Regions from separate parts of the Homo sapiens genome. Here region 2 is linked to region 1. A link is an interaction called in ENCODE POLR2A ChIA-PET data of the cell type or tissue named here. Cell type or tissue: PC-9. All regions are shown on one strand. Each heading gives the region's core, and the rest is flanking DNA. Links, peaks and the distances in the headings are about the cores only. Region 1 overlaps NCOA3 (nuclear receptor coactivator 3). Region 2 overlaps ZMYND8 (zinc finger MYND-type containing 8).

Region 1 (12,876 bases), core at 3,097-11,096:
GCCCGGCTAATTTTTTTTGTATTTTTAGTAGAGATGGGGTTTCACCATGTTAGCCAGGATGGTCTCGATCTCCTGACCTCGTGATCCGCCTGCCTCGGCCTCCCAAAGCGCTAGGATTACAGACGTGAGCCACTGCGCCTGGCCAAGTTGATGGATTTAACTTCATGAAAATTTTTAAACCAGTTTTTGTGTCATCTTAGTTAAAATAAGAACATTATAAAGTTTGGTAAAGGAATGAAAGCATTACTAAGCCAGGATAATTATCAAGTGCCTTTATATAAACATTTTCCTAAAATTCTAGTTTCTAAAGTTCTGTTAGAACCTTATAAGATAATTAGTAGTATGGGAAAAGAATTACTGGCATAAGAATGACATTCTTAGTTGTAGTAACCGTATATTTATATTTCTCCTTCAGTTTATTTTGAAATTAAATTTCTAAAGTTTAAAGGTAAACATTTTAATTATAAATTCTGCATTCATGCCTTCTAATTAAAATATGAACCAAATTCATAGAAATCCTATAAGGCAACGATTACTTAAAAACCAAACAACTTAAGTGAATTGTTTTTAGGTTTGTATTGCCTTATGTATAAAAATCAACATTTGTTGATTTTGCCTTGGATATAACACCTCTCATATTTAAAGCCAGAAAACACATGTTGCCAGATGGGAACTAGGAAGAGTAGTAGTCTCATCTTGGCATCATTTTCTTCATAATGACCAGTTCACTTGTTTTACACATAATCTCAGGTTCTTTCCAGCTTTAATTTTCTATGATTGACGGATCAGATTCTACATTACGGAACCTTTTAGTTACCTGCTAACTGCTGTTACACCACTCAAGATGCGTGATAACCAGTCAGATTAGAAGATGAAAGTCTTGGCCAGGTGCAGTGGCTCATGCCTGTAATCCTAGCACTTTGGGAGGCCTAGGTGGGCAGATCACTTGAGGTCAGGAGTTCGAAACCAGCCTGGCCAACATGATGAGATCTCGTCTCTACTAAAAATACAAAACAATTAGCCTGGCGTGTTGGCAGGCACCTGTAATCCCAGCTACTCAGGAGGCTGAGGCAGGAGAATCCCTTGAACCTGGGAGGTGGAGGTTGCAGTGAGTGGAGATTGTGCCACTGCACTCCAGGCTGGGCGACAGAGCGAGACTCTGTCTCAAAAAAAAAAAAAAAAAAAAAAAAAAAAAAAGAGAAGATGAAAGTCTTCATGATATTGCTGGGCACGGTGGCTCACGCCTGTAATCCCAGCACTTTGGAAGGCTGAGGTGGGCAGAATACCTGATTTTTTTTTTTTTTTTTTTTTGGAGACAGTTTTGCTGTTGCCGCCCAGTCTGGAGCGCAGTACCGCGATCTCAGCTCACTGCAACCTCTGCCTTCCGAGTTCAAGTAATTCTCCTGCCTCAGCCTCCTGAGTAGCTGGGATTACAGGCACCCGCCACCACGACTGGCTAATTTTTGTATTTTTAGTAGAGATGGAATTTTGCCACGCTGGCCAGGCTGGTCTCGATCCCCTGACCTCAGGCAATCCGCCTGCCTTTGCCTCCCAAAGTGATGGGATTACAGGTGTGAGCCACCACGCCCAGCCTTTAAAATGACCTTTTTTTTTTTTTTAAAGACACTCTCACTCTGTCACCCTAGTTGGAGTGCAGCGGCGCCATCTCGGCTCACTGCAACCTCTGCCTGTTGGGTTCAAGCGATTCTGCTGCCTCAGCTCCCTGAGTAGCTGGGACTACAGGCACGTACCACCATGCCCAGCTAATTTTTTATTTTTAGTAGAGATGGGGTTTCACCATGTTGGCCAGGCTGGTCTCAAACTTCTGACCTCAGGTGATCCGCCCGCCTTGGCCTACCAAAGTGTGCTGGGATTACAGGAGTGAGCCACCACGCCTGGCCTTAAAATAATTTTTTACAGGAGATATCTATAGGGATAGGTCAAGAATCTACAGTCCTTGGCTGGCGCTTAACTTGCAAAGGACCGTGATTTATAACTGGTTTTAAATTTTTTAGACTGGTGGGATCTTCCACTTGGTGTGGCTGGAAAAGAGTGATTTATTATTGGAAGTCCAGTAAGGCCAGTTCTATCTAAACTGTTAGAATAGCTGTAAGTGATGTGGCTTTACTGAGATTCCATGAAAAAAATAAAATATTTGATGCCATGACATAAGGCTTTTTTTTTTTTTAATTTTTTGGTGGGATTGGTTAAAAGCTTGGCTCTGAAGTTAGAATGACTTGGATTTAATTTCTAGCTCCACCACTTACTGGATGTATGACTTTGGGTTGAGTTTACCTTTCGATGTCTCAGTGTTTTCAAGTGAAGTAGGGATAATATTGAACTGTACTTTCATCTAGCTCACTATTCTGTGTTTCATAGGGCTGTCAGGAGGATTAAATGGGAGTAATAAGTGGAATGCATTTATCACAATACCTCACTCAGATGTTAGAGCAAGTATTTGTTCACATAGTGATTTTTTACTTTAAACACTAAAATTACACATTATTTTTATATAAATAAAGAGTATATATTATTTGAATTATGAAGTATACTTTGAAGGCTATTCTTGAACCCACTCCTTGAACTGAAGAACGGGACGGTCAGTTCGTATAGTGTACCTGCTCCCTGAATCTTTCTTCCCGAAGTCATCCTGCTTCTATCCTTGAAGTCACAGCTATCTTTGAGTTAATAATTAACTTCATTTAAAAAACTTTGAAAAAGTCTCATTTGGATGTGTCCTTGAACAATGTTTAGTTTTCTTGTTTTTTTTAGCTTTCCAAAAATATAATGGATGTAATGTGGTGGCTTTCTAAATTGTAAGATCCAACCATGTTGTGTATAATTCATTTTTACCATCCCTGTATTGTATTCTTTTGCATGGCTTCATTAGAATTCATTTTTCAAATCTGCAATTGATAAACATTAGAGTTTCTTCTAGCTTTTGAAGTGTGAACAACGTTGCAATGATCATTTTTTGTATCTCGTTTAAAATATTTTTATTGCTCTAAAGTTTTAAACAAACTTGATTTTAACTGCTAATATATTTGCTTTCAATGTGGTGGTACTACTTTAGAAAAAGTAAATTTTCTTTCTTTTTTTAAATTTTAGACAGGGTCTCACACTGTTGCCCAGGCTGAACTGCAGTGCCATGATCTTGGCTTACTGCAGCCTCTGCCGCCCAGTCTCAAGCGATACTCCCACCTCAGCCTCTTGAGTAGCTGGGACTACAGGCGCTTGCCACCACACTTGACTAATTAATATTTTTACATTTTTGGTAGAGATGGGGATTTCAACATGTTGCCCAGGGTGGTCTCGAACTGAGCTCAAGCGATCCACCTGCCTCGGCCTCCTGAAGTGCTGGGATTACAGGTGTGAGGCACCATACTAAGCCAAAAGTAAATTTTCTTACTGAAATGTTTTATACATTGTTTCTTGTTTTATTAGCTAAGTTATTTCATATCACTTTTTATTTATCATAGGATTAGCAATAAGCACTGTAATTTTCCTTAAGTACTTGATTTCAAAAAACCAACTTTATTAAAGCATAATATACATACAAAATATTTACCAACCTTACATTTACAATTTAATGAGTTTTGACAAATGTGACCATCACCACAGTCATGATATAAAACATTTCTACCATTCCCTAAAGTTCTTTGTGCCTCTGTGCAATCAGTCATCTCCACTGGTCCCTAGCAACCAGAAGAAACCTCCAACTGGTCTGCTTTATGTCACTACTGTTTTACCTTTTCTAAAATTTCATGTGAATAGTATTCCCATTTTGTGTGTGTTACACCTTTTATAATTGTCCCACCATTCTTGGATATTCTTTTCTTTTTCATTTTCTCTTTCTTTTTCAGTTTTGGGGAGTTTGTATTGATCTTAAGGCTCTCTGGTCTCCCACTCCTATGTTTGGTCTACTGATGAGCCCATCAAAGGCATTTTGCATTTCTGTTAGTCTTTTTTGATTCTAACCTGTGCTTTTTTTTTTTTTTTTGGGAGGGGGAGATGGAGTTTCGCTCTGTCGCCTAGGCTGGAGTGCAGTGGTGCGATCTCGGCTAACTGTAACCTCTGCCTCCCGGGTTCATGCCATTCTCCTGCCTCAGCCTCCCGAGTAGCTGGGATTACAGGTACTCGCCACCAAGCCCAGCTACTTTTTGTGTTTTTAGTAGAGATAGGGTCTCTCCATATTGTCCAGGCTGGTCTTGAACTCCTGACCTCAGGTGATCCACCGGCCTCGGCCTCCCAAAGTGCTGGGATTACAGGTGTGAGCCACCGCACCTGGCCTAACCTTTCCTTTTGATTCCTCCTTAGAGTTTTTATCTCTCTGCTTACATTACCCATCTCTTCTTGCATGTTGTCTGCTTTCCCCATTAGAGCCCGTTAACATATTAATCATAGTTAAGATTCCATGATTGGTTTTTAGATTTTTAGAATAAATGTTTTTAAAGAACCAGGCTTCTGCCGGGCGTGGTGGCTCACGCCTGTAATCCCAGCACTTTAGGAGGCCGAGGTGGGCGGATCATGAGGTCAGGAGATTGAGACCATCCTGGCTAACGCAATGAAACCCCATCTCCACTAAAAAATACAAAAAAATTAGCCAGGCGTGGTGGCGGGCGCCTGTAGTCCCAGCTACTCTGGAGGCTGAGGCAGGAGAATGGCGTGAATGTGGGAGGCGGAGCTTGCAGTGAGCCAAGATCACGCCACTGCACTCCAGCCTGGGCGATAGGGCGAGACTCTGTCTCAAAAAAAAAAAAAAAAAAAAGAACCTGGCTTCTTTACTGTTTACTAGCGAACTTTGGAAGCATCATTTACATGTATTATCAAACCTGTTTTTATTTTATTTTATTTTGAGATGGAGTTTCGCTCTGTCGCTCAGGTTGGAGTGCCGTGGCACAATCTCTGCTCACTGCAACCTCCACCTCCTGGGTTCACGCGGTTCTCCTGCCTCAGCCTCCTGAGTAGCTGGGATTACAGGTGCGTGCCACCATGCCTGGCTAATTTTTGTTATTTTTAGTAGAGACAGGGTTTCACCATGTTGGCCAAGCTGGTCTCGAACTCCTGACCTCAAGTGATCCTCCTGCCTTGGCCTCCCAAAGTGCTGGGATTACAGGCATGAGCCACCACACCTGGCTGAAACCTATTTTTATTATTAGTGCTCATGATTTCTCATTTAAGAATATACATAATCACACAGCTTACACACAAATATTCATAGCAACAGTATTCATAGTAGCAGAACAACAACTTAAATTTCCATCAGCTGATAGGTGCATAAATAAAATGTGGTGTATCCATACAGTGAAGTATTAGCCAGAAATAAAAAGCAATGAAGTACAGTCATGTAGCATATAACAATGTTTCAGTCAATGAAGGAATAGGACCACATATATGACAGTGGTTCCATAAGATTATACTGTATTTTTACTGTACCTTTTCTATGTTTAGATATGCTTAGATACACAAATACCATTGTATTACACTTGCCTGCGCTATTCAATATATTAACATGCAGTATAGGTATAGGTTTGTTGCGTAGGAGCTGTAGGCTATACCATATAGCCTAGATTTAGGCTGTATTATCTAGGTTTGTTAAGGGACACTCTGTGATGTTTGCACAATGATGAAATGGAATGAAGGCACATTTCTCGTAATGTATCCCTGTCATTAAGCTAGGCATGACTGAACCGATATGTGCTACAATGTTGATGTATTTGAAAACACTATGCTAAGTAAAAGAAGCCAGTCACAAAGAACTAGATATTGTGTGATGCCATTTATATTAAATGTCCTGAATAGGTAAATCCATAAAGACGCAAATACGTAAGTGGTTGTCAAGGGCAGGGGTGAATAGGTGGAAGGTTGGGTTATATGAGGTTGAGGGGGTGGGAATGGGAGCAGGGGGGAATAACAGCTAAGGGATTTTGAGTTCTTTTTGGGATAATGAAAATGTTCTAAAATTGATTACAGTGAGAGTTACACAACTCTGAAATATACTAAAAGCCAGTCGTGCACTTTAAGCATATAATATGTGAATTAATATCTCAGTAAAGCTGTTAAAGAATCTAGCTGATGTATGCAAAACTGCTAAGAACACTATGATGTCATACAGAAATTTTATGGAAAAATATTACTTTCCTCATGACACTGATCTCAAAAGGTTTCCTATCTCAAACATTGTTAGATTTCAAAAATAAGATGTTAATTGCACTCACTTCAAATTTTAAAAAACCTTATTCAGTCTTTTTATAGAGGTCATCCTGTAATTATATGGTCAATATGAATTCCAGCAGCATATCTTTTTCATGTGTCAAGAAAGTTTACATTGAAAAGATTGCATTCTTAAAAAGACCATACCCAGATCCATCTCCACTTCCTGTTTGTCCACTAAACATTTGTGAGATATTTATGGCTATCTTGCGCAATGCCTCCAGAAATCAATGTTTGCTCTCAAGTTTATAACTACAGTTTAAAAAAAATTCACCAAAAAATTCATAATCCTGGTGGATCTGCTGTTTAGGACTAGTTAGTTAAGTGCAGTATATACAAGTAGAAAAGCTCCAATTATTTTACTTGAGATGATCTGATGGCTAATTCTCTCACTTCCTTTGTGTGTGTGTGTGTGTGTGTGTGTGTGTGTGTGTATTTTATATATTTTATATATATATATTTTTTTATTTTTATTTTTTTTGAGATGGAGTCTTGCTGTGTTGCCCAGGCTGGAGTGCAGTGGCACGATCTTGGCTCACTGCAAGCTCCACCTCCCGGGTTCACGCCATTCTCCTGCCTTAGCCTCCCAAGTAGCTGGGACTACAGGCGCCCACCACCACGCCCAGCTAATTTTTTGTATTTTTAGTAGAGACAGGATTTCATCATGTTGGCCAGACTGGTCTCGAACTCGTGACCTCAGACAATCTGCCCGCCTCGGCCTCCCAAAGTGGTGGGATTTCAGGCGTGAGCCACCGCGCATGGCCGCATTTATAATTTTAAAAGCTTAAATGTGTTTTTTTTTTTTGGCGGGCGTGTGGGTTGGGGGAGATGGAGTCTCAGTCTGTCACCCAGGCTCTAGTGCAGTGGTGTGATCTCGGCTCACTTCAGCCTCCGCCTTCCAAGCTCAGTCCTGCCACCTAAGCCACCCAAGTAGCTGGGACTACAGGCGTACACTAGCACACCCAGCTAACGTTTTGTATTTTTGGTAGAGATGGGGTTTTGCCATGTTGCCCAGTCTGGTTTCGAACTCCTGGGCTCAAGCTATCTGCCCTCCTTGGCCTCCCAAAGTGTTGGGATTACGGGCATGAGCCACTGTCCCTGGCAAAAAAAAAAAAAAAAAAAGATAGAATTCAAAAATTGTATCTTGAATTTAGTGTTGCTCATATGACAACTTACTGTAAAAGGTAATTTATTTTAAGTATAGGTCACATACTATACAGGGGATGCTTTCAAAAGACAATTCCTATTGATAATTGTATTTTATTATTAAAGTCAAAGAATGTCTTAGTCTGCTTTCTGGTGTTCTGTTCTAGTGTTCTGGTCTTCTAGGGTTAGAAACTAGGTAGTTTATAAAAGAAAGGTTTATTTAGCACATGATTCTGGAAGCTGGGAAGTCTGAGATCTGGTCAGCTTCTGGTGAGGGCCTTGTGCCATGTCGTAACACCACGGTGGAGAAGAGGAAGGGGAAGCAGGCATGTGCAAAGTTACCAACACAAGAGGTGGTCTCACTTTGTAACAACCCACTCTTTAGTCCAAACCTGTGGGAGCAAGAACTCAAGGGAGTGAGAAAGGCATTAATCCATCTTAACGACTTACTTGCCTCTTAAAGGCACCACTTCCGAATACCACATCGCGGACCAAGCCTCAACATGAGTTTTGTGGAGATAAACTATATTCAAACCATAGCAAAGACCAAAGGTTATGGCGGTTTACTTTCTGCTAAGCTTTCAGATATAGACATGAAAATCGTTAGATCGGTAATAATATAGCTTTATAGTACTTAATTTTGTAACTTAATTAAGAAATAGAATTAGCCTAAATATCAGCTCAATAATCTAATAAAAGGTGAACTGCTGTACAAATAGTCCAGTTTGTATCACTGTTATAAATGAGCCTATCTCATGTGCCAAACTTTTAGAGTAATTGCCTTCTTACGATTTTGTCTGTTTCCAAAAACTTCTAATTGGAGTATGCTTTTGAATCTGTGTAATATTTAACATATAAAGCCTGCATTATTTAGAAGTTGATATTGAAAACCTTTAAACTTCTGACCTCAAATAGAATTTGCTTATGTATAACCATTACATGCAGCTGGTGGGTTCAAAATTGCGTTTTCTGGGTCTCTGCTCTGTGAAAAATAGTATGTATTGGACATGAGTACATGACAGCTGACATTTATCAAGGATAACAGGGGGAGCCATATTCATTTTCACATTTTAAAGCAACTTTGAAAGCTTTGCATGTGCACACATGCTCAACATATGTTCCTAAGCTTTAAATATATTTTCCATCATGTATTGCTTATCATTAATATAAGAAACTAAGTGTAAATCTTTAATGAGCTCAATATATTAAACTTATATGAGTACACAAGCATTTGGAAGATCAGCAATGCAGGCTACTTCATTCATTTACATGGAATTTATCTTTTATAGTTTCTGTGCTATTACAAATAATGTAACACATTCCAGATAGCCCTTTTGTTATATAGTGTTTGATTTGGCCCTTCTTTAATTTCATTACCATAAAATTTTGTCCTGTTGTAGAAGACTAAATGGTAGAAATTAACTTTTTTCTAAACCAACTATTGTTATATTGCTGTTCTCTTTGCCAAGCTATTTATAGGGCTATTTTACTGGAGGGTGACATAAATAGAATTGGAATGGCATAATTGTTAGTCTGAGTTCTTAGCCTTTAAAAATTTTCTTTAAATTGTGATAATTCAAAAAGAATTCTAGAATAAAACTGTAAAGCTCATAATGTTGCCAACTTGTTAATTAAAATAACACCTTTTGTGGTTGGTATAGGTTTCAGATACTGTGACCATTTAATATATTTATATGCAGATCACATTGACTTGCTGCAAGGTAACAGGAGAAATGCTTTGACTTCAGAAGATAAATTGGCCATGCACAGCTGTAATCCTACTGTCTTTTCATTTCCAGACATGATTCAGTAGTTTAAGGCTTTGATTCCTAGGCGCTGAGAAGAAAGTTGAAATTTATTTTTGTGTATGAGAATTTTTACTTAGGTTTTTGATAAGTCTAGTTTGTGGTGTGAAGGTACCATCTAAACTGTTGGTGTTTCCATACTTAAATAGCTCTCTCTTAATTTTATTTGAAATATGAGAAGCCTGAGTTTCTTTCCATTTTCCTTTTGGCAGTTGGAAAGGAAGCCATCTTATTAAGAGTGATGAATAGTGAAGGGTTTTTTTTAGGCTAAATTGCCAGTGTCTTTAGATTAAAAAAAATTGCAGAGCGATAAGTTATGAACGTTAACATGATTTTTCAAGGAAGAAGTAATCCTTAGTCACTTGTAACCCAAATGCCTTTCCTAATAAGAGTTCCGTTTCTACAAATTCTTTTGACAGAGAAGTGTATGATATCAGAGAGGTTTTTAGAAAACATTTTAAGTGCCATAAGAACAATTCAAGACCACTACCAAAACTTCATTTGAAGATCTTAGCATCTTTGAGAATTTAGTATTTCTCAAGAGACATCTCTTAAATTCTCCTGTAGGCACCAAGATTTAGACAATTTGCTTAATTTATTCAGCTAATTAAATGGGAGAGTTCCCTGACCCCCCTCACAGGACGTGCGACAGGGCTGTGGCTCATCTGTTCCGTGCTCTCAAACCCCTTTTGGGAGGAGGAGCATGCGTGCAGGCAGGTGCAGGATCTGGGGCGAGTGCCCCTGGGCTCTGTTCTCATGGGAGTGTCCAGGGGTGGGAGTCTGCAACTCCCCAAGCCCAAGTAGGCATGTGTTACAGTATGCTCTTTTTGCTTTGCCGACCATGGACGGCTTAAGTGTTAAACAGCTCAGGGCCTTCTTGGTATTCAGGTCCTTGTCCAGCATCGAGGAAGAATCAGGTCACACACGGACTTGAGGATGGTGAATGTGGGGATTTTATTGAGTGATGGAGTTGGCTGTCAGTTGGATGGATGAGGAGCTGGAAAGGGGATGGAGTGGGAAAATGATCTTCCCCTGGAATTTGGCCATCCAGTGGCCCATCTCCTCTCTGACCGTCCTCAGCCGAACTCCTCTTGGTGTTCAGATGTTCCTTCTCTTCTTTCTCTGCCGTGCCATTCTGCCATTCTTCTGCTCTTCTGTTTGTCTCCTTGTGGAGCCGGGGGCTTGGGGTTTATATGGGTACAGGATATGGGGGCGTGGTGGGTCAAAAGGCAACTTTTAGGCATGAAAACAGGAATGTTTGTTCTCATTTAGGGTCATGGGTTTTCAGGCTTGAGTGGGGCCTTTGCCAGGGAACTGCCTTCTTCTACCCAGTATTTCCCTGTCTCCTGTCTGTATCAGTAATATAGGAATTAGAAAACACAAATATCTTTTTTTGTAAACTAGGTTGTAGATCTGTTTGTAGTTAAGAGGCCAAATTCCATTTTTCTTAATTACCTTGATTCTGTCTGTAAATGGTACAGTTCTTGAGGGAGCCATTTTTCGAGAGCCTACCATTTGCCAGACATCACTGAGGTTTTGTTTTACCTGTGGTTTTTAATCCTCTCAACAACTTTGTAAAGGTGATGGATGTGCATTTTAGAGAAGATGAAATTGAGCTTCAGAGATGTAAATTTGGTAAGGTCATGCTGAGCTCAAATCAGCTGTTAAGTCTGTGTTCTTTTCCCCTCTTCACTATGCTTCATTTAAGTTGGATTCGTTGTTTTCTTGTTCACTAATGATGTGTGCTTGTGTGTCCAGTTTAGGAATTAACCTTGTCTATTGATTCTTGGTTTCAGACAAGTATCCCATGTCTGTCTAGAGTTTGGCTGTGGATAATTGATGATACTATCTTTTCAAATTATTTATAATTCGTGAAAGCTTATAGTTCTTTTAACATCCATTTATTCTTCTGTTTCTTTTTATCATTCGTAATGGCTTTCAATTATTATTTTAAAAATCGAGATGGGAGCTTGCTATGTTGCCCAGGCTGGTCTCAAACTCCTGGGCTCAAGTGAGCCTCCCACCTCAGCTTTCCAAAGTGCTGGCAATGTAGGCTTGAGCCACTGTGCCTGGCCAATTCTTTATCTCATTAAGGATCATAAACATTTATTTTAAACCAATTTCAAGATTTTTATTAAGCATTGAATTCATCTTTTGATATTGATGAATTTCTTGACTATCTTCCTTAGTTCAGTTATTTTTTATTTTTATTTATTTTTTTTGAGGTGGGGTCTTGCTCTGTCACTCAGGCTGGAGTGCAGTGGCGAGATCTCGGCTCACTGCAACCTTCACCTCCAAGGTTCAAGTGATTCTCCTGCCCTCAGCCTCCTGAGTAGCTGGGACTACAGGCGCATGCCACTACCCCCGGCCAATCTTTGTATTTTTAGTAGAGACAGTGTTTCACCATGTTGGCCAGGATGGTCTCGATCTCTTGACCTCGTGATCCGCCCGCCTTGGCCTCCCAAAGTGCTGGGATAATAGGCGTGAGCCACCACGCCTGGCCCATTAGTTCACTTTTTAAATACACTTTAGGATTTTAGTTTATGGTTTATATGCTGAGTGGGAAATAATTTTTTTCCCTTTATTTTGGTGTTCTTTTCTGTATGTCTCCCTGCCACCTATACCTCTGTTTTTGTTGCCTTCATACATTTACACCATGCTTTCAGTCTAGATCTAGGATTCTAATTCTGAGATATTATTGCAATGTTGGTGATATGCATTACTTAGGTTTTGTTTGTGTGTGTGTGTGTATGAGACATATATATATTATTATTATGTATATATTACCTTTTATTTATTTAGAGTACCTTTTATTTCCTCTACAACTGCCTGTGGCAGTTTGAAATAATAACTTTAGCTATTGATAATACCTTTTTTCACCTTCCTTTCATGAGTTTTTTGTTTGGTTTCTACCTATGAGATTTTTTCGTTTTACCTGTGAGCCTTGCTTTTGGTTTTCTTATCTTGTGCATGATTTCATTTCCTGACTGCCTTTGCTTGTTTCTTGTCCTGGAGCTCAGTTGGGTTCATGGAGTTATTAATTTATTGCTTTATATTTCCCCTCTGTCATGGTCCACAAATATATTTGTCATGTTTGAGCGTAACTGTGTCTTTTGAAGTTAATACAAAATTCGTATTTTATCTGTCATTATTATATTTGGAGCAATGGGATAAGGTGGTGTTGATTGATAGCAGCATTTCTCTGTTATCCTTTCAGGAAGTCTCCATGTTCTTTTGATCTCACAACATGGCTTGTTTATATAGGCCTGCAGATAGTAGATACTAAAGCATCTGTTTATTTACTTACTTATCTGCTTACTTGCTTTATTTACTTACCACCACCCCTGACTAATTTTTTTGTATTTTGTAGAGACAGTGTCCTGCCACATTGCCCAGGCTGGTCTTGAACTTCTGGCAAGTGACCCTCTACTGTAGCCTCCCAAAGTATTGGGATTATAGGCATGAGCCACTGCTCCTGGCCCTAAAACATTTATTACATGAACGTGGGGTATCTTGGAGAAGCCAGACCCAGTTTCAGGCTCTCAGCCCCAACCTTAATCTAATATAGTGGCTCTCAACGTGTGGTGCGTGGACTCCCGGTAGTCTCTGAGAACCTTTTAAGGGTTCTACATGGTTAAGACTATTCTCATAATAATGCTAATGTGTTATTTGCTATTTTCATCCCGTTGGTGTTTGCACCGATGGTGGAAAT
Region 2 (11,941 bases), core at 3,630-11,629, 360 kb before region 1:
CAGTTTGTGGACCATGAACATTTGTGGTCAGCAGGCTTGTTTGAAATGCACAAAGCAGTTCAAAGCCAGGTTAAGTGCACACTCTCTAGGGCCTGGCTGCTATCATTCAAAGTCCAGCTTTGCCATTCACTAGCTTGTGACCCTAGACACACTGTGTAACCTCACCGGGCTTCAGTTTTCTCATCTATAAAATTGGGGTGATAACAGTACCTACACTTCATCAATTTGTCAAGAAGACTGAGTAAGTAACATACAAAAAGTGCTTAGGACAGCATCTAGCCTAGAGTAAATGCTATGCAGACATATTGCTACCTTATGTGGTAGGCAAACTCTAAGTGGGCTCCCGATGATCCCAACCTACTAATATTTTGTGCCCATCTGTAATCCCCTCCCTCTGACCTAGCAACTTGCTTCTACCCAATGGAATACAGCAAACGTAATGAGGTGTCACTTCTGTGACTGGCCTAAGTAAGCCTGTCACTTCCATCTTGCCAGCAGGCTCTCTCCATTGCTGGCTTTTGAGACAGTTTCGCTTTGTAGCCCAGGCTGGAGTGCAGTGGCAAGATCTCGGCTCACTGCAACCTCCACCTCCCAGGTTCAAGCAAGTCTCGTGTACCAGCCTCCTAAGTAGCTGGGACTACAGGCGCATGCCATCATGCCAGGCTGATTTTTTGTATTTTGGTAGAGATGGGGTTTCACGATGTTGCCCAGGCTGGTCCTGAACTCCTGAGCTCATGCAATCCACCCACCTCAGCCTCCCAAAGTGCTGGGATTACAGGTGTGAGCCACCATGCCCAGCCTCCATTGCTGATTTTGATGAAGCAAGCTGCCATGCTGGGGAGGCCCACATGGCAGGGAACTGAGGGTGGCCCAGGCCACTTGCCCTCAAGAAGTGAATCTTGCCTGCCACCACCTAAATGACCTTGAGAGTGGATCCTTTCCCAGTTGAGCCTTTGTGTGAGTCCCAAACCCTTGCAGACACCATGACTGCAACTGCAAGAGATCCTGAAGCGGAGAGCCCCGTGGAGCCATGCCCAGATTCCTGACCCACACACACTGTAGGATAATAAAGGTGTGTGCTGTTTAAAGCTGCTAAGTTTTGTGGTAATTTGTTCTGCAGCAATAGATAACAATTACACCTACACAGAAGAAATAAAAAGAAACATGACCAATGAAAACTCATTTGTGTAAAAAAAAAAATTCATATATATTTCTCTCACCACTCAGAATTTTAAAAGATTCCTCTTCCCTTAACTCAATATAATAAAGCTAACTCTTTATTATTAAGACTATAAGAATTTTAGAAACAGGCTGGGTGTGGTGGCTCACACCTGTAATCCCAACACTTTGGGAGGACTAGGCAGGAAGATCACTTGAGGCCAGGAGTTTGAGACCAGCCTGGGCAACAAAATGAGACCCTGTTTGCATTTTTTAAAAAGAAAGAATTCTAGAAACAACCATCCTCAATTATTTTCATCCATTCTAAAAACTAGAACTGTTTACTCATCAGTATTAGTAATCTACTCATCAGTAAAGAATAAATTATTAACTACTTAGTAATTTACTAACTAATCTCAGTAGATTATAAATCAATAGCTATTATTAAGTTATTGATAATAATTGAAGCCAATAAAAACAAAGCCCAACTATGGGTCAAGCACTTACTACATGCCAGGCATTGTTCTAGGCCTTGGCAGTGAGCAAAACAGACAAAAATTCCTGCCTTTGTGGACCTGACATTCTGGTGGTTATTATTACCACCGTGGTCTAATGACAAGATACACAGCACATCAGTCCAGCGCACTCTCACATGACGCTGAGAACTGCAGATGGTATCTACCTGAATTCAACAGTGACCATAAAAGCACTTGGCAGGCCGGGCCTGGTGGCTCACACCTGTAATCCCAGCACTTTGAGAGGCCGAGGTGGGTGGATCACCCGAGGTCAGGAGTTTGAGACCAGCCTGGTCGACATGGCGAAACCCCATCTCTACTAAAAAAATACAAAGATTAGCCAGGCATGGTGGCGCGTGCCTGTAGTCCCAGCTACTTGGGAGGCTGAGGCAGGAGAATTGCTTGAACCCAGGAGGCGGAGGTTGCAGTGAGACGAGATTGTGTCACTGCACTCCAGCCTGGGGAACAGAGTGAGACTCCATCTCAAAAAAAAAAAAAAGCACTTGGCAACTTAAGAGAAAAAAAGAAGGGGCCTGTGCTGAGACAGTTCCCATGAGTTCACCAACAACAGGCAATCCTGCCCACCATGCCACTTAATGGGGACTGTGCCCCAGAGGGCAGGAGACAGGGGAGAGGGAGTCCCCTTGGTCCCCCTCCCCATCCATCTTGATTCCTGGAAAAATCAAAGTGTGGGCATCTCACCTTGCCAGTCTCATGTTTAAGTCTCTGTCACTTCTGCTCCACATGCAAAGCTCTAAATGCAAACCAAACCCCTGGTCAGCTGTTCACTGAAGGATCAGTCATGTGTTCCAGTGCCTTAATGAGTGACTTGAATTCTCGAAGGTAATTCTGATTATGTCATTTGCACTTTATGAACTGACTTTAGAATCTAAGCCCACTTGGAGTAAGATTCAGTCCATTCTACATTTCTCTGTTAGACCCAAATTAAAGAACGTGGTCTTGGAGATTCTGTTTTTAAAAAAAAGGGTCTTCACTCCCTAAAGACTGCAAGGTTAAGACGCTCACGCTTCCCCTCGGGAGACCAAGATTCTGGCATCCTGCCAGGTGTCTGCCATCTCCACGGTAGCTCTCCCATCCACTCACTTTGCTAGTGTACTTGGCAATATCAGCGGCGACATCAGCTGAGGCAGTGGCGATGGGCAGGTCAGCGTTGACTGAGGACACAAGGGTGCTCATGGACCCCGAGCTGGTGACCAGGGGCGATGACTGTGTGCTGGTCACCAGGGTGATGGTGGACGTGGATGGGCTCTGTGTGATCTCCTTCTGCTGGACAGCTAGGAAGGCAAAGCATCCTGATTACCCCACGTGGGAAGGACCCATCCCAGCACAAAGCTGTGGTGTAGAAGCAAAGCCCCTAATAGACATCCTGAGAGCTTTTCTACTTTTAAATGACAAAGATGCTCCCCTTGACCAAACTCTATCCAGGTTTCTCAACTAGGCCCTAACCTTGGCCTGGAAAGACTTGAGCAAACATTGACAGTTTCTAAGAGCTCAAGAGTGCATGCTAGGATGACCCCAACCCCCTCTTAAAGCGACTGCCTGGGAAAACTCAATGCTGGCAAAAGAACTGACAGTTTTGTTCCAGCCAACACCTGAAGACAGGACCTCAGCATCCCAGTGTCTATGGGAGAGTAGGGGCCCAACTTCATGAAGTGCCCGTTAGCAAATCAAGATGTTTAACTTCCCTGACTCTACTGAGGCCCAACTCGCTCCCATCCCTACTCCCTCATTCTCCCTTTAAAATGTCCAGTCACCCCTGTACAAATCAAAGTTAATTTCAGCTTATGCTAGACTCTTGCCCCTATTACAGTAGCATATTACCAATTTAAATTGGTCTTTACCCCTTTAACTAGGCTTTACTTTGGCGTAAGACAATCTGAAGCAATGAGCCACTTTTTGGCAGCGCTCTTTTTTTTTTTTTTGACAGTCTCACTCTGTCGCCCAGGCTGGAGTGCAGTGGTGCAATCTTAGCTCACTGCAACCTCTACCTCTGAGGTTCAAGGGATTCTCATGCCTCCCTCCTGAGTAGCCAGGGTTACGGGCATGTGCCATCATGCCCGGCTAGTTTTTTGCTTTTTTTTTTTTTTTCCATTTTAGTAGAGATGGGGTTTCACCATGTTGACTGGGCTGGTCTTGAACTCCTGGCCTCAAGTGATCTGCCTGCCTTGGCCTCCCAAAGTGCTGGGATTACAGGTGTGAGCCACCACGCCCGACCCTCTTCTTGGTAGCAATTAAACTCCCCTGGGGAAGTCTCCTGCTTATGAGATATGAAGACAGAAGACAGGAAGCCGCAATCCCAATCTCAAATATCCTAGACTCGGCTTTGCCCCACCAACTTTTTAAATAGCAAGATTAATCCAACTGTACTCTCAATTTTGCCTGGCCAATTCTTCAGGACCCACTCCCTCGCCATCTGTGAAGGGTTTCACTGGGGGCCAATTCAAGACCTGGCCACCTTTCAACCTCACATTCTGCTGCTCATGAGCCCCCCTCACAGGGGCGCATTCACTATGAGTTTCAGTTGAAGAACCCAGCCTTTGAGGATCTAGATGCAGGTTTCCTGGTAGAAAGATCTACATCAATGCTCACAAAAGCCAGGCAAACTGGTACCAACCAGTCAGATCAGCACTGTGTTTGGCCTAATTTCAGCTCCAGATGGAGCCTCCTGCAGGACTGGTGGGAGTTCTGATTCTGCAACTTCAGCAAGTGGTTCTTGAGGCTGGCTCATCTTGTGTGTGTGACGAATCTCCAGTTACTAAGGTAACCTTCGCTATCAACTTCTCGCACTGTACTTTTTCCAAAATAACTCCAAGAGGTTCCCTCATGTGCACAAGGAAATTTATACAAAGATATTCATTGCAGCACTGCTCACAGTAGAAAAAAAACTGAAAGCAACCTAAATGCCCATTAGTAGAGGAATGCTTTAAATAAACTATGAAATACTATGCAGCAGTCCAAAAGAACAAGGCAGGGCTGTATGTGCTGATGTGGATGGACCTCCAAAACATGCTGATGGGTGGGGGAAAAAAGCAAGTATGGTACCATTTTTATGTTTTAAAAAAGAAAAAAAGGGGGGAAAAAGGACTAATTTTATGGCATCATATACATGATGCGCACATATATACATACAGATATGTATATATACATATACATGCATACATGCATAGAAAAGCTTTTACAACGGTTGATACTGGCCACTGTGGAAGGGAAGAGAATGAAATGGAAGGTAAACGGGATAACAGACTTTTATGTAAAACTTTCTGCCCCCTTTTTAAGGAGAATATATGCATGTATCATTTATAAAATGAACAAAAAAAACTTTTTGAAAGTAAAAAAGCAAGTAGCAAAACAATTTTTAAAAATAATGCCAAATGGAATGTGCAAGGCCTTCAAGATACAATGGCCCGGAAACAAACGAGAACTAAAAAAAAAAAATAAAAGAGCAATGACTTTCTCCTGTCGATGTGGCAAAATGGGAGCGGGCGCCACGGAGAACAGAAGGGGAGGCTCGGTACCTTTCACAGCCTGTCTGGTCTGATATCTCGTCCCCTGGGAAGACTGAGGCTGCTGCTGCTGGTTTTGCTGCTGCTGCTGCTGCTGCTGACGCTGCATCTTCTGCATGTGCCACTTTTGGGAGGACGTTTGAAACTTACTTGATGAGTTCCACACGACCCGCTGCACGGCCGGGGCAGTCTCCTTCGGTAAAAGCGGCCTCTGCTTTTTCACTGGGCTTCCTGTGGCGGCGGGGGCCGGGGCCGTGACGGTGACCGTGGAGGACGTGCTGGTGGTGGCTGTGGCGCCAGCCGCGGAAGTTTGGGCGGAAGAGCGGGTGAGCACCGGTGTTTCCGGGGGAGAATGGCTGCCCACCGTCGTGGATGGTGGAGTTTTACCTACAACTAGCCAATGCATGAAGAAAAAACAAACAAAAACCGGATTTCACTCAGGTTCACCTGCACGGTCTTGACGCCACCAAGTTCTGGGTAAAACCTATGAAAGCCAGGAATGCCGAACCAATTCGACGTGCCAAGCACACCGCGCTGGAGGAGTACATTCTCACCTAACGCTGAGGCCACTTCTGCGGCGTCTTCCATCTCCGCGAGCAGCGGCCTCCTTTACTGAGCGCCGGCCCACATCTGAGATACAAGTCAAGACCTCTAGGGGAGAATGAGGCAAACAAGACCCGGCTCCTGCGCTCAAGCTCCCCTACACCTAGTGGACAATGCGGTGGGCGAACAGATTCAATGTTCACGCCCTTTTCGCAAAGTTAAAATCTAGTCGGCACCTTGAGAAGGGCCCAGCGGAAGTCAATCCAGACAGGAAGAGCAATTCTTTGGCTAGGGAACGTAGAAAGCAATACCTCCAAAGAGCCAGATGGCCTCCCAATGGCCAAAGCAGTAACACTCAGTCACCCAGAAAGAAAAGTATTCTTTTCATCTCTTCTGATTCCCTCCAGGACAAAGTTTGAAGGCGGTACTGATAGCCAGGACAATACCAGGAAAACAAATTCTGCCCCAAGGCCAGAACCTTCCCCCAACGCAATGGTACTGATCTAGGATTGAGTAGCATTGCTTTGGTTTTGATTGGATTTATTCCTATCACCAGCTTTTATGTATACTGTGTGCTACTGTTCTTATTGGGTGGTGTTCAAGTCTAAAATGAGTTTATACTTGCAGATGCTTTTTTCAGGGGAAATTTTTTTACTAAAAAAATGAGGCCAAGCACGGTGGCTCACGCCTGTAATCCCAGCACTTCGGGAGGCTGAGGCAGGCGGATCACTTGAGGTCAGGATTTTGAGACCAGCCTGACCAACATGGGGAAACCCCGTCTCTATTAAAAATACAAAAAAATTAGCCAGACGTGGTGGGAAACTGAGGCAGGAGAATTCCTTGAACCCAGGAGGCGGAAGTTGCAGTGAGCCGAGATCGCGCCACTGCACTCCGGTCTGTGAGAAAGAGTGAGTGAGACTCCGTCTCAAAAAATATTACTAATAGGCCGGGCGCAGTGGCTCACGCCTGTAATCCCAACACTTTAGGAGGCTGAGGTGGGCGGATCACTTGTGGTCAGGAGTTCAAGAGCAGCCTGGCCAACATAGTGAAACCCCGTCTCTACCGAAAATACAAAAATAGCCGGGTGCGGTGGCAGGCGCCTGTAGTCCCAGCTACTCAAGAGGCTGAGGCAGAAGAATCGCTTGAACCCGGGACGTGGAGGTTGCAGGGAGCCGAGACCATGCCATTGCACTCCAGCCTGGGTGACAGGGTGAGACTCCGTCTCAAAATAATAATAATAATAAATGAAAAGTAAATAAAATGAGTTTATTTTATTTATTTATTGAGATGGATTCTCACTCTGTCACCCAGGGTGGAGTGCAGTGGCACAAACTTGGCTCACTGCAACCTCCGCCCTCTGAGTTCAAGCGATTCTCCTGCCTCAGCCTCCCGACTACGTGGGATTACAGGCGCCTGCCACCGCACCCAGCTAATTTTTTTTATTTTCAGCAGAGACGGGGTTTCGCCATCTTGCCCAGGCTGGTCTTGAACTCCTGACCTCATGATCCATCCGCCTTGGCCTCCTAAAGTGCTGGAATTACAGGCGTGAGCCAACGTGCCCGGCCTATTTTATTTTATGTTTTAAAGAGATAGAGTTTTGCTATATCACCCCGGCTGGGCTCAAGCAAGCCACTTCAGCCTCCCGAATAGCTGGGACTACACGGGACGTGCTACTGTGTCCCGCTTTAAATGAGCTTAATTTTATTTTTAAAGAATGAGATTCTTGGCCGGGTGCAGTGGCTCACGCCTGTAATCCCAGCACTTTGGGAGGCCGAGGCGGGCAGATCACGAAGTCAGGAGTTCGAAACCAGTCTGGCCAACATGGTGAAACCCCATCTCTACTAAAGATACAAAAAATTAGCCGGGCATGGTGGTGTGTGCCTATAATCCCAGCTACTTGGGAGGCTGAGGCAGGAGAATCGCTTGAACCCATGAGGCAGAGGTTGCAGTGAGCCGAAATCGCCCCATTGCACTCCAGCCTGGGTGACAGGGCGAGACTCCGTCTCAAAAAAAAAAAAAAAAAAAAGATTCTTTAAATAAAAAAAGTCAAAAATTATACAAGCAGGACTTGAGAACGGGAAAGACAATGAATGTGAATGACTCAAGTTTGAAAAACGCTGCCATATGGAGTATGTCATCTTGGAGGAGCTGGGCTGGTGGGGAATAAAGGGTAGGATTTCAACAGGCGGAAAGTGAGAATCTGGAGGGAACAGCATCAGCCAAGATATGTCTAGGAATACAGAGCATTTGAGTAAGTGAGGGCAGGCAGGGAGGAGGGGCTGGAAGGGAGGTTAGAGCCAGAAGCACTGAGCAGCACGTAGAGGCGATGACCACACGGGAGCTCATTTGTAAAGGTGGCTCAGTTATGGATGCACAGGCCTCAGCCCCCGGTAAGGTGAGCCTATGCCCCAGAGAGGATATCTGGGGAACACACACCACACCCAGGTACAAGCCAGCACCCCGATCTTGGACTATGCTCCCTGACATCAAACTCCTTTAAATAAGGATTATGTCTGCCTCTTTTTCTTTTCTTTTTTTTTTTTTTTTGAGATGGAGTCTTGCTCTGTCACCCAGGCTGGAGTGCAGTGGCGCGATCTCGGCTCACTGCAAGCTCCGCCTCCTGGGTTCACACCATTCTCCTGCCTTAGCCTCCCGAGTAGCTGGGACTACAGGTGCCCGCCACCATGCCCAGCTCATTTTTTGTATTCTCAGTAGAGGCGGGGTTTCACTGTGTTAGCCAGGATGGTCTCAATCTCCTGACCTTGTGATCCACCCGCCTCGGCCTCCCAAAGTGCTGGGATTACAGGCGTGAGCCGCTGCGCCCGGCCTATGTCTGTCTTTTTAAGATCAGTATTACCCAGAAAAAGACATGAGCCTGATTACTCCAGCAAGGATTTTCATTCAGTAAGCTGTGGGTTTTAAGAAGCCAAGGAGGGAAAGAGACAAGCTGACTATCCCGACTTCAGAGGGCGTTCTCGATGGTTATCGAGATGTTGCTGGCCCTTGTACTTCCCCAGAGAGGAGAATCCAGCCAAGCTGGTCAGCAAGAGCCTGGGGTGGGTCTGGAAGGAGAGCTTCCTGCAGTGAAGAACTCCGATGCTTCCAGGGCCACCTGCCAGATATGGGGCACAGTCCCCGCCTCTTCCAGGTGGAGATGAGGTGTTGAACTGGGCCCTTCTAAGAGGAGGGCAGGGGGCAGTGCCTTAGCAGAGCTTCTAACCCACGTAAGTGCCTTCAATGCCTTCCTTTCCTGCCACATTACCAAAAAATATACTGTTATTGTTGATGAGCTAGCCTGTCTCCCCACCGTAAGGGCAACCGCAAAATGGTCGTTTTCTCTCTCCTGATTTGCAAAAGCAAACAGCCAGCAGGGCGGAGGGGTTACTGCTCTGCAGTGATCACAGCTGGCTCTCTGCCAAATAAAGAACTAGAGTATACAATCCGATAAGATTCCAGGCTCAAAATTGTTTGAAGTTATTTAGATATCAAAATATTTAAATTTCCAGGAATCCTGATGGTTTATGGAGACAAAATGAGGCTACAGGAAATTTCATTTGTCCCAGAAATCTGGAGTACATAATCAATCACCTGTAGCGGGAAAAAAAGGGTGAATTTTTTTTTAAAGGGTCAGCACCTGAGAAGCTGCCCTATCAAATTAACCTACTTAATTCCTGAATTTGTCACTGGTCACTGTTTTTCATTTATAAAGCAAGGACTTTTTAAGAGAAAAATTAGCATCCCCTTTGTAGAAGGATGGAAATTACTGATGTGCCAGTGAAAGCACAGCGAAGAGTCTAAGTGTGCTCTCTTTGCTTCTGTTCTGAGGTTATTAGCTATAAAAGCTGTTTTGCCATCTGAAGATTCATATTCTACCCATAAGCTGCATCCCTAGTGGAAGGTAAGCTGGAGGTCACAACAGCGCAATCCAAAATGCCCTTCACTTACTAAACTCTTAAGTGAAAACACATCATTGAAAAGATGCTCTCTAGCGGAGTCTGACACGAGAATTTTTCAAGACCCAAACCACCATCAGCTCTGAATTTAAGATCAATTGGTTTTGCCCCAAGCCTTAGGAAGCTGCTCTAACTGAACTGTGTTTTAGAATCATCTTCAGCTTAATTGTCCACCATCTACTAAAGCTTCCTGGAGAAATTCCCTTCAGACATCAATGTGAGGAAAAGTTCTACTTCTTTTAATCAACTAGAATGGTTTTTTGTTTTTTTGGAAAGTATGAGATCTTCTAAGGTACTGTGTTTCCCATTCTGCTTTCAGAGCCAACTTCCCTAACTCTGAAGATTGAAATAGTACAGATTTCTGTATAAAACCTTTCCCCAGACCACTTGCTATTCTACCTTCATTTTCCTTTTACATGGATGTCTTTATTTTCATCTTGTTTCATATGGTTATGTATCCTTGTCAATCTGTTGCAAATTCTTTCTGGAAGAGGTAGGGGCACAAAACCAATCAATCAAAAGATCTGTTCCAGAAAGAAAGAACAGTATAAATATGTCACTCATAGGAGCACTGCCATCTGCACCCAAATATTCCTACGATCCTCATGAAATAAATGCTACTCCTATTGTTCTCTGCAACAACAGAGACAGTCTCTCAAAACCCAATCCATAACATACTCATATTTTTCAGAGGCCATCTATAAATCTAACAGATGGGTCGGGATGGTTTGATGGCCTATCCTCCCTCCCTTATGTAACTGTATCTCTCTCTTCCTCCACTGTACCTCTCACAGACATTCTCTTTAGCTGAACTGCAGGAATCCTCTCTCACTCTGACAGCTGAGGTTCCAGAGCAGCCCAGGTTGACCATAACCACAGCAGAAAGATTCTCAAGGCCCATCCCTGACTTGCTTTAAGCCACCAGACAATGGAAACCCCAAAGGACATGGAGTTACATCTTATTCAAGGGTTTCATTGACAAGTTAGCTCCTGATAGAAGTTAGGCACAGTCAAGATTTAAACCTGGCTATCCCTTAAGTCACTCGCCACATACATAAGGTTTTATGGCTACAACCTGTAATTTGTCCTGGGGCAATGTTTCTTCTGGGCCCTTAGTTAATTCTTCAGTATCTTTATTGAGCATGTTGAATCCTCTAACCTAATTGCCAAGCCAACTCAAAAATGTGCTGAATACTTTGTCAGTGGGAAGGACATCCTTCCAATCATTCCCACACCCCTTTTGTTGGGCTTGTTAACATGCCCAGGCTGCACTAGGCTGTGGGGTAGTCACTGCTGGTTCAGAATATAACCGTAGCCTCTGAGACTCAGGGGATATTTGGCAATATTTGATTGCCACATTTGTGACTGCCACAACTGAGCAAGTAAGGTTGCCATCTGGCTGGTAGAGGCCAGGGATGCTGGAAAACATCCTCCAATACACAGGACTAAGAATTAGCCAGGGCAAACTGTCAGAAGTGCAAGGTTGTGAAACTCTGAGCTAAGTTAAATGCAAATAAGATTAAAAGCCAGTAAGGCCAGACGCAGTAGCTCATGCCTGTAATCCCAGCACTTTAGGAGGCCGAGCTGGGTGGCTCACCTGAGGTCAGGAGTTTGAGACCAGCCTGGCCAACATGGTGAAACCCTGTTTCTACTAAAAATACAAAAATTAGCCAGGCGTGGTGGCAGGTGCCTGTAATCCCAGTTACTTGGGAGGCTGAGGGAGGAGAATCACTTGAACCCGGGAGGCGGAGGTTGCAGTCAGCCGAGATTGTACCATTGTACTCCAGCCTGGGCGACAAGAGCCAAATTCTGTCCGCCCCCCCTCCCCAAAAAAGCCAATACACATATCCACCATACTCCATTTTCTAGTGCCCTAAGAAGCACTCAGTATTCTGGCACCAATCACCCAAATACTGTCCTACTACTGTAAGAAAATACACTTGGAGATGCCTAGGTGGCATGAGGGGAGGAAAGCAAAGCTGAAATCATCAAAACCTTTGAAATGAACACTGCTTTTTTTTTAGAGAGGGAGTCTTGCTCTGCCACCCACACTGGAGTGCAGTGGCGCAATCTCAGCTCACTGCAACCTCCGCCTCCTGGGTTCAAGCGATTATCCTGCCTCCGCCTCACGAGTAGCTGGGATTACAGGCGCCTGCTACCACGCCCCGCTAATTTTTGTATTTTAGTAGAGACAGGGTTTCACTATGTAGGTCAAGCTGGTTTTGAACTCCTGACCTCAAATGATCCA

The links. Peaks named below come from ENCODE experiments on the same cell type or tissue, not always from the same donor. Only the 100,000 strongest peaks of a DNase experiment are listed, where the experiment ranks them.
Region 2: POLR2A ChIA-PET joins it to region 1 with 17 read pairs; 3 of 35 experiments call an interaction of 5 or more read pairs at or near these places.

The regions. Positions count from the first base shown.
Region 1 is chr20:47,593,499-47,606,374 of GRCh38, forward strand. The region is part of intron 2 of NCOA3 (nuclear receptor coactivator 3); the gene reads left to right. Among named protein-coding and RNA genes, the nearest start is that of NCOA3, 98 kb to the left of the region's middle. In PC-9, for the core only: no CTCF peak of the experiment used is centred there; a DNase peak (open chromatin) is centred at 6,373; H3K27ac peaks cover 1,984 bases.
Region 2 is chr20:47,233,549-47,245,489 of GRCh38, forward strand. It overlaps ZMYND8 (zinc finger MYND-type containing 8), which reads right to left. Exons shown (of 23, transcript NM_001281775.3): 15 at 5,210-5,590; 16 at 2,778-2,968. Among named protein-coding and RNA genes, the nearest start is that of MIR3616, 73 kb to the left of the region's middle. RefSeq lists an enhancer at 785-1,285. In PC-9, for the core only: no CTCF peak of the experiment used is centred there; no DNase peak of the experiment used is centred there; H3K27ac peaks cover 541 bases.